Regions from separate parts of the Homo sapiens genome. Here region 2 is linked to region 1. Evidence: read pairs that join two places in POLR2A ChIA-PET (ENCODE). Cell type or tissue: GM12878. All regions are shown on one strand.

Region 1 (5,000 bases):
CCAAAATGTTGGGATTACGGTGTGAGCCACTGCACCCAGCCACTTTTATTTACTTATTTTTACTTTTTGCAACAAAGTCTCGCTTTGTCACCGGGGCTGGAGTGCAATGGCGCAATCTAAATTTACTGCAACCTCTGCCTCCTGGGTTCAAGCAAATCTGGCTCAGCCTCCCAAGTAGCTGGGATTACAGGGATGCGCCACCATGCCCAGGTAATTTTTTTGTGTATTTTTAGTAGAGATTGGGTTTCACTATGTTGGCCAGGCTGGTCTTGAACTCCTGACTTCAGGCGATCCACCCATCTCGGCCTCCCATAGTGCTGGGATTACAGGCATGAGCCACCGTGCCTGGCCTCATGTGTTACGTTTTAAATTAATTGGTTTAATAATAAGAGCTTAAATAAAATATTTTGTCAGAAAAGTGAAAAACATAATGCCTTTTATTTAGTTCATGTGACTTGGGTAATCTTTGGGAAATAAAGATGGGTTTAAAGATTATTGATAAAATACAAATGTCTTCAAAATGTAAACATGTGGTCAAAATTATGTTCAAATATTAGGTTTGCTAAATGCTTTAAGGTCATAAACTGCTTCCTTGGCTTTTGAAAATTGTTTAACTTGCCTGTTTTCTAGCTCGGTAAGGCCTGGGACATATGCAGTTGGCCACACCTCTAGATATGCTGGAAATAGTCAAACCTTATGAGAACATAACTTACCAGGTTCTATATTAAAGTTAAAATTGCTGAAATTCACACTTCAGCTGTAATAGGAAATATCCTCTCCATTGGGCAAAAGCCGAGGAAATGACTGTAACTTTCCTTCATCCTCGTCATTTACATAGGGCATACCCCAAGTAGAGGGTATTTAAACTCCCAAAAATTCTGTAACGGGGTCTTTGAGCCCCAGTGCTCGGGCCCACTCCCACATTGTGGCATTGTGGAGTGTACTTTCATTTTCAATAAATCCCTTCATTCCTTCCTTGTTTGTGCGTTTTGTCCAATTCTTTGTTCAAGACACCAAGAACATGAACACCCTCCACCGTTAACAAAAGCATATTGGCGGGGGCACGGTGGCTCACGCCTGTAATCCCAACATTTTGAGACGCCGAGGCGTGCGGATCACCAGGTCAGGAGATCTAGACCATCCTGGCCAACATGGTGAAACGCTGTCTCTACTAAAAATACAAAAATTAGCCGGGTGTGGTGGCGCGCGCCTGGAGTCCCAGCTGCTTGGGAGGCTGAGGCAGGAGAATCACTTGAACCCAGGAGGCGGAGGTTGCTGTGAGCTGAGATCGCGTCACTGCACTCCAGCCTGGGCAACAGAGCGAGACTCCGTCTAAAAAAAAAAAAAAAAAAAAAGCATATTGATTGGACTTGCAGTAAGAAAACTCAATTTTGACTCCCAGGTTGGCCACTCATCAGCTGGCCAAAAAACGTGTTGTCTATTCAACCTGTCAGTTCTTCAGTTTCCCTGTGAGAAAAATGGGGATGATACCTACAGCACAGGATTTTTTTTCTTCTTGTAGTAAGTGGATTAAATAAAAGAATAAATAAATGAAAGAAAAGCATTAGGCAAAGTACTTAAAAATAATTTTAACATCTGAATCCAATCCACTTATCAAGGACTTACTATGTAAAAAGCATTGTGATGTGTTTTACATACATTATTTAATCCTTACATTAAGTCTGTGAGATAAAGCATTCTCATTCTATTTTACTGATGAGGAAGTTGAGCTTCAGAGACATCAAGAATCTTGCTCCAGGTTCTCAAACACTAGATGGCTGAGCGGGCATTCTAATTCAGGATTCAAACTCCAAGGCTCATGCTCTTGAGAACTTTCCTTTTCCAAGGTATTGCTTTCTCTTAAATTAGCTAATGTGTACTAACTTGTGGAGTTTCTTTCCTGGAGAAAGTTAGAAGGGTCTCTCGGGGTTTCTTTCTTGGAGCAGGTTATAAGGGTCTTCTCGAGTACTTTTTAAGTAACAAGAAAGCTAAATAGATTTTTTGGTAGATACTTGCCAATATTTTGTATTCGTTTTATATTTGATTTATCCAGATACTCTAAGGAGTTGAAACAGAGAGGACCGTTAGAGAGGTGCTGTTGCCAGATTTTCAGGGGCAAAGTCTTTGAAATATATATTTTAATGTATGAAAGCTTTAAAAAATATATACATATATAGAAATAATGAATATGTGTGTGTGTGTGTGTGTGTGTGTGTGTGTGTGTGTGTGTACATGTATATATATATACAGTATTCCCCAAACCTACACAGCCGGTCCTCGGGGAATATCCTCTCAAGCCCTGAGGTGCAGGGCTGGGAAGGAGTGGGTGAGCGGCTGGGTCGTGGCAGGTTGGTCTGGGGAGGCTGGGGAGGCTGGGGAGGCGGGAGGAGAACGGTTGGCCCCGGCAGCGGCGTGTCGGAGGGCGGATGGGGCTAGGAGGCCGCCCGGGGGGTGGGGTCTGCGGCGGGCCGGCCCCCGCGTGCGCGTCGCCTCGCCGGGCATTTCAAAAGCTCGCCGGCAGGGCGCGGCGCTAGCTCCGTGTGCCTCGCAGGCGTGGTGGGCGCGTCCTGGCAGCCGCCCGCTTGGTTCTCGCGGGATCCGGGCTCCGGCTCGACGCCGGCTCTCTTTTTGACGCCCCGCCGCCGGGGTTGCCATGGTTCATTTCTTGCACCCGGGCCACACGCCCCGGAACATCGTCCCTCCTGACGCTCAGAAGGATGCCCTGGGCTGCTGCGTGGTACAGGTGAGCACCGGGGTGCGGGCGGCGACGCGGACCTCGGCGCCACGTCCAGCTCCGGCGAGCGCGGCGAGTCTCCTGGGACGCTGCCGAGGCACTTGCTGGGGAGTGTGGCCCGCGCGGGGCTGCGGTCTAGATGCCGAGCCCCTTCCAGGCGCAGGCGTCGCTGCGGAGGTGCGTTGTCGGGGGAGGCGGCCTGGGCGCCGCGGAGCGGGGGGTGCTTTTCTGCGCCCGGCGAAGCGCGTGGAACTTGCGCCCTGAGGCAGCGCGGCGAGAGCCCAGTCCCAGAGACCGGGGCGAGCCTCCTCAGGATTCCTCGCCCCAGTGCGGGCTGCTGTGAGCTTAGACGTAGGTGCAGGGCATGGCACTCGGCTTGGCCCGTAGTGGACGGTGTTTTTGCAGTCATGAACCCAAACGCCGCAAACCTTGACCGTTTCCCCACCCGTGTTGTGGACGCAGCGCCCCGCGGAGGCGGTGACCCTTTGGCCGTTACCACCTGAGGCCTTTGGGCCCGGGGCCGGGCGAGTAGCTTAGTCCGGCTGGGGGAACTGGAACCCGAAGTCTGAGATTCTTTCAGTTCCGCGCGTCCGCCCCCGTCCCCGTCCCGTCCCCAGCCTTTGCCGAATGCCTGTTACTCTTAGCTCTGGACAAAATGCAAACCCAAAGAATGTGTGTTTAGCGCCTGCTGTGTGTTAAGTGTCGCCTTTCTTTTCTTTCTTTCTTTTTTTTTTTTTTTTTGAGACGGAGTCTCGCTCTGTCACCAGGCTGGAGTGCAGTGGCGCGATCTGGGCCCACTGCAACCTCCGCCTCCGGGGTTCAAGCGATTCTTCTGCCTCAGCCTCCCGAGTAGGTGGGACTACAGGCGCGTGCCACCATGCCCGACTCATTTTTTGTATTTTTAGTAGAGACGGGGTTTCACCATGTTGGCCAGGATGGTTTCGAACTCCAGACCTCGTGATCTACCCGCCTCGGCCTCCCAGAGTGCTGGGATTACAGGCGTCAGCCACCGTGCCCGGCCAAGTGTCGCCTTTCTAAAGCAGTCTGGTAACCCCTAGTCTTTTGTAGGCTTTGCTAGGCTCCATTTTACCGATGTAGGGAAGTTGGGAGCTCTGAAATTTAGTTGACTTGCTCGTGAACTTGAATTTCACCTCAGGTGTTCAGACCTCTGGCCCCACTTTGGAAAAAACCCGCCAAGGGCCACCCTTGGGGAACTCGAGGGATTGAGTGGTGAAGGCTCGACCCAAAATTTATGGAGAGAAGGAAATGTTCTGATTAAGGTTGTGCTTTACATATTAACGCCTTGTTGGAAGACTTTGTGCCCTGCAGTGATCTAGCCTGTAATCTTTTGAACTCATTTAGAAAAGTTATATAATTTGTGGATTTGTAATTAATGGAAAACTTGGATTTTTTACGTGTGTGCTAGCATCGTCTCAAGCACATTTTTTCCTGCTTGGAATCGAAACAAGATTTCTTTACAAAAGTACTCACACCCATTTTCTCTGTCTAGTTCTGGGTATATCTCATTTTCTTTGTTAAGGATTTTATTTATTTTTAATTAATTATTTTAATTACACAAATATTGCATGAATACTTTTTTCCCTATGAAACATACATACAATTATTTCCATTTATGTCATTTTAATCTTCTCTTAGCAATGTTTTGTAGTTTTTAATATAAAAGTCTTTTCACATTTTGTTAAATTTGTTCCTGTTCTTGATACTATTGTAAATACTTTTTTTTTTTGAGACGGAGTCTCCCAAAGTGCTGGGATTACAGGCATGAGCCACCGTGCCCGGCCAGCAAATATTTTTTAAAACTTTATATTACCTTGTGTATATATAAGAATACATAAAATTGATTTTTGTATATTGATCTTGTATCCTACAGCCTGGCCAAAGTCACTTAGTTTTCTTTATTTTTTTGTAAATTTTTAAAGATTTTCTACACAGTCATATTATTTTCTTTTTATCCTTTTAATTTTTTATTTTTAATTAAGACGGTGGTTTCCCTATTGTCCAGGCTGGTCTTTGAACTCCGGCTCAAGCAATCCTCTTGCCTTGGCCTCCCATATCTTTTCAATTTTTTGCTTCATGAATTTTGAAGCTATTAGTAAGTTCGTATGCATTTAGGAATGTTAATTCTGCTTGATGAATTGGCCCTTTTATCATTAAGAAATGTCCATCTTGATCTCTAGCAATATTCTTGTCCAGAAGCCTCATTTTTTCTGACAGTGTAGTCACTCCAGTTTCCTTGTGTCTAGTG
Region 2 (5,000 bases), 70 kb before region 1:
TCATATGCTTGTGACACTGTTGATTGGTAGACAGGTAGATCTCGAAGGCACTTCAAGAGGTTACTGTGTCGACTTCATTTACATTCATCTGCAGGAGGGGGAGTGTGGGGGGAAGCTGTAACTACTATATATATATATATATATATTTTTTTTTTTTTTTCAGAGACAGGTTCTCACTCTGTCACCCAGGCTGGTGTGCAATGGTGCAATCATAATTCACTATAACCACAAACTCCTGGGCTCAAATGATCCTTCCATCTCAGCCTCCCTAGTAGCTAGGACTATAGGCATGACCACTGTGCCCAACTCGTTTTCAGTTATTTTGCAGAGATGGGGTCTTGCTATGTTTCCCAGGCCTAGATCGCTTTAATAAGGTTTGAGATCTGGCTAGTGGTTTATTAATGAATTACAAGGCATTAAGTGCATGCTAAATATATTATGTGTATATGTGTTTGTATAATAATATGTTAAGGTGAATTTAAAGGATAGGCTAGAAATGTATTGGTAACAAATCAAATACCTTAACACAAGGTTTATACCTCACTTGTGGTACATAAACTCTGCAAGTCCATAGAGGATTCTGCTTCATGGTCACCCTAGGGTCCAAACTGATGGAGGGTTTCTCCTCATATAACTATACTCTCTAGAACGTGAAGTCTCCTCGTTTGTCATAGCAGGAAAAGACAGCATGGAAAATCATGCACTGGCTCTCAGGTGCTTCAACATATAGTGCATTGGCCAGAACTAGGCACATGGCTCCAGCTAACTCCAGGGATGGGCTGGGAAATGTAGTTGTCTGGTAAGGTAAGAACTAGATGTTAGTGGATATCAATAATGTCTGCCACAGTCCTGATTCTGCCACTTGCTAGCCCTGTGATCTTGGAAAGCCACTCTCTGAGCCCCAGTTTACTCATCTACAAGTTGTAAACAATAATAATCTCACCTAAATGAATTGTGATTATCAGACGAGATACTGTTACATGGGAGCGCTTTGGAAATGTAAAGTGTGATGGAAATTTTGGCTATTCTTTAACTGTTTTTTGAATTTAAAACGCTGCTTGTTTTTCCACAGGTCTATTGAATGATGGAACTGTGGGTATTTTTAGGGGCAACCAGATGCGCTTAAAGCGAGCCTGCATTCGCAAAGCAAAGATCTCTGCTGTTGCTTTCCGGAAAGCTTTCTGCCACCACAAGTTAGTGGAACTTGATGCCACAGGTGTGAATGCTGATATCACGATTACAGACATTATCAGTGGGCTTGGCAGTAACAAATGGATCCAGCAGAATCTCCAGTGCCTGGTGCTGAATTCATTAACTCTCTCCCTCGAGGATCCTTACGAGCGCTGCTTCAGCCGGCTTTCTGGCCTTCGAGCTTTAAGCATCACGAATGTTCTCTTTTACAATGAAGACCTGGCTGAAGTTGCCTCATTGCCAAGATTAGAGAGCTTGGATATTTCTAACACCTCAATCACAGACATCACTGCTCTACTGGCCTGCAAAGACCGACTCAAGTCTCTAACCATGCACCACTTGAAATGTTTAAAAATGACAACTACCCAGATACTGGATGTAGTTCGGGAACTCAAACATCTGAATCATCTTGATATCTCAGATGATAAACAGTTTACATCAGACATAGCTCTTCGCTTACTAGAACAAAAAGACATCCTACCTAACCTTGTTTCTCTGGATGTTTCTGGGAGAAAGCACGTGACAGATAAAGCCGTTGAAGCCTTTATACAACAACGTCCAAGCATGCAATTTGTAGGTTTGCTGGCTACTGATGCTGGTTACTCTGAATTCCTCACAGGCGAAGGACATTTGAAGGTTAGACTTTAAAAATGTATTATTTTGTCAGGCTGACCAATATCTTAGTTGCATAAGACTCTATTAAAGATGAATGTCTGTAATATATGGAACATGTTCATGAAACAGGGCTGCATATAGTTGAAAGGCTTAGAGTCCTAATTAAAATCTCAGCTTCATGACCCAGAACAAGCTATGATGTCACTTCGAGTTTTTATTTATTTGTAGAATAGATATTATTCTTACCTTGCAGAATTCTGAAGATTAATAATAATCTATGTAAAGGGCAAGTCACGTAGTAGGTCCTGGCTAAACAATAGGTTGTCTTATGATGATAATGTTTAGCTATTTTGAACCATTTACATATATGGTTTTTTTGTTTTTGTTTTTGTTTTATTTTAGTTAAACAATCATTTTATTGCTTGAGTACACAGACAAATTTATGCGACCAGGGCAGAGGCTGTAGATGATTCATATTTCCAACTGGGAGGGAGGACTCGCTTGGTCTTATAATATTGAGCCAAACGGTGAATCTGGCTCTCTATCAGAATCAGATGGAATTTAGCATCCTTATCCTTTCTGTTCCTCTCAAGATGCTTTGAACAGCAACTGCTTTCTTAATTAAATGGTAGAGATCTTCAGGAAGATCAGGAGCAAGTCCCTTAGACTTAAGAATTCTTAAAATTTTATTGCCTGTCACAAAACGTACTTGTGCAACACCATGTGATTCTCTCACGATTACACCGATCTGTGAAGGAGTAAGGCCCTTCTTGGCCAGTTTGTAAATCTGCTCCTTCACGTCGTCAGATGTCAACTTCAACCAAGTGGGGAAGCTGCGTCGATAGGGTAAAGCCGACTGGGACAGGCCCTTCTCAGGAGCACGCATACGACCCATGATGGCGGCGATCAGGCAACGAAAGGCTTGTTTTTTTTTTTTCTTTTGAGACGGAGTCTTGCTCTGTCGCCCAGGCTGGAGTGCAGTGGCGCTATCTTGGCTCACTGCAAGCTCTGCCTCCCGGGTTCACGCCATTCTTCTGCCTCAGTCCCCTGAGTAACTGGGACTACAGGCGCCCGCCACCACGCCTGGCTAATTTTTTGTATTTTTAGTAGAGACAGAGTTTCACTGTGTTAGCCAGGATGGTCTCAATCTCCTGACCTCGTAATCTGCCCGCCTCGGCCTCCCAAAGTGCTGGGATTATAGGCATGAGCCACCGCGCCCAGCTACATATACTGTTTTTAATGGATAACTTCAGAGAAACTAAGGACACCCCTTGTTGAATTGAATACCTAGTGGAAGATCAAGTTTTCTAAGGAGATCTCTACTGTAGAAATGGTAGAATTTTGCTTTTCCTAAGATTTCTCATGCCTAATGGTTTAAATTTAGTTTAACAAACATCAGTTGGATTTGGTAGAGCTTGGGATTCAAAAATGAAAATGAGGCTGGGTGCAGTGGCTCACACCTATAATCCCAACACTTTGGGAGGCAGAGGTGGGCAGGTCACTTGAGGTCAAGAGTTCAAGACCAGCTTGGCCAACATGGTGAAACCCCGTCTCTACTAAAAATACAAAAATTAGCCAGCCATGGTGGCATGTGCCTGTAGTCCTAGCTACTCAGGAGGCTGAGGCAGGAGAATCACTTGAATCCAGGAGGCGGAAGTTGCAGAGAGCCAAGATTGTGCCACTGCACTCAAGCCTGGGTGACAGCGTGAGACTCCGTCTCAGAAAAAAAAAAAAAAGAAAATGATATAGGATCTGCCTCCAAGGAGCTTAACCTAATGGGAGTGGTGATTATATGATTAGAAATACATTTTTATATTTATACCTTTTATAGATGTATGCTTTAAACTATATATATATATATATATATATATATATTTTTTTTTTTTTTTTTTTTTTTTTTTTTTTTTGAGATGGAGTCTCGCTCTGTCGCCCAGGCAGGAGTGCAGTGGTATGATCTTGGCTCACTACAACCTCTGCTTCCCAGGTTCAAGTGATTCTCCTGCCTCAGTCTCCCAAGTAGCTGGGACTATAGGCACACACCACCATGCCCGGCTAAGTTTTTGTATTTTAGTAGAGACAGGGGTTCACCATGTTGCCAAGGCTAGTCTCGAACTCCTGAGCTCAGGCAGTTCGCCTGTCTTGGCCTTCCAAAGTGCTAGGATTACAGGAGTGAGCCACCACCCTCGGCCTGGTTTCTCTGAGAAATTGATGGATGAGTGGAGATCTTAAGGGTGAGTAGCTCAGTAGAGAGCATTCCAGGCAGACAGAATAATACGTGCAAAGACTGCGTTAGGAAGAGAGGTGAGACCCAGGCATCAGTATTTTTTAAAGCTTAGATGATTGCAGTGTCCAGCCAAACTCATGAATCACTGTTTTACAATAACTTTTTTTTTTTTTTTCCTCAGAGGCAGGGTCTTGCCCTGTTACCCAGGCTGGAGTACAGTGGGCATGAACAGGCTCACTGCAGCCTCTACCTCCTGGGCTCGAGTGGATCCTCCTGGCTTAGCCTCCTGAGTAGCTGGGACCACAAGCATGTGCCACCATAACTGGCTAATTTTTTTTTTTTTTTTTTGAGATGGAGTCTAGCTCCGTCACCCAGGCTGGAGTGCAATGGCGTGATCTCGGCTCACAGCAACCTCCACCTCCCAGGTTTTGACGAATTTCCTGCCTCAGCCTCCTGAGTAGCTGGGATTACAGGTGCCTGCTATCATGTCCAGCTAATTTTTGTATTTTTGGTAGAGATGGGGTTTTACCATGTTAGCCAGGCTAGTCTTGAACTCCTGACCCAGGTGATCTGCCTGCCTCGGCCTCCTAAAGTGCTAGGATTACAGGCGTGAGCCACTGTGCCTGGCCTAATTTTTTTTTTTTTTTTTTTTTTTTTTAGTGTTTTTGTAAAGATGGGTTCTTGCTCAGCGATCCTCCCACCTTGGCCTCCTAGTTTTGGGATTATAGGTGTAAGCCCCTGAGCCTAGCCTGGCTTTCTTACCATAGAATTTCCAGCTCTGTCATCAGTATTTCCCCACTCGATTTTCTCTTCTCACTATTTCCCTACTCAGTTTTCTCTTCTGTTACCATCAGTTTCCTGAACCTTCCATTTCTCCAGAACTAGAATTCTTACATTTGTTGGCCACCTTATCCCATACTTGGATTATCTACCATGCTGTAGCTCCCAACTCATGAGAACATTGAAAATC

The links. Peaks named below come from ENCODE experiments on the same cell type or tissue, not always from the same donor. Only the 100,000 strongest peaks of a DNase experiment are listed, where the experiment ranks them.
Region 2: POLR2A ChIA-PET joins it to region 1 with 7 read pairs; 4 of 35 experiments call an interaction of 5 or more read pairs at or near these places.

Annotation. Positions count from the first base shown.
Region 1 is chr1:52,840,231-52,845,230 of GRCh38, forward strand. It overlaps ZYG11A (zyg-11 family member A, cell cycle regulator), which reads left to right and starts at 2,530. Exons shown (of 14, transcript NM_001004339.3): 1 at 2,530-2,743. The coding sequence starts at 2,654. RefSeq lists a silencer at 2,280-2,609 and an enhancer at 3,111-3,704. In GM12878, a CTCF peak has its summit at 2,523; a DNase peak (open chromatin) is centred at 2,534; H3K4me3 peaks cover 1,928 bases; H3K27ac peaks cover 1,392 bases.
Region 2 is chr1:52,769,948-52,774,947 of GRCh38, forward strand. It overlaps ZYG11B (zyg-11 family member B, cell cycle regulator), which reads left to right. Exons shown (of 14, transcript NM_024646.3): 3 at 1,073-1,827. It also overlaps the pseudogene RPS13P2. Among named protein-coding and RNA genes, the nearest start is that of ZYG11B, 46 kb to the left of the region's middle. In GM12878, no CTCF peak of the experiment used is centred here; no DNase peak of the experiment used is centred here.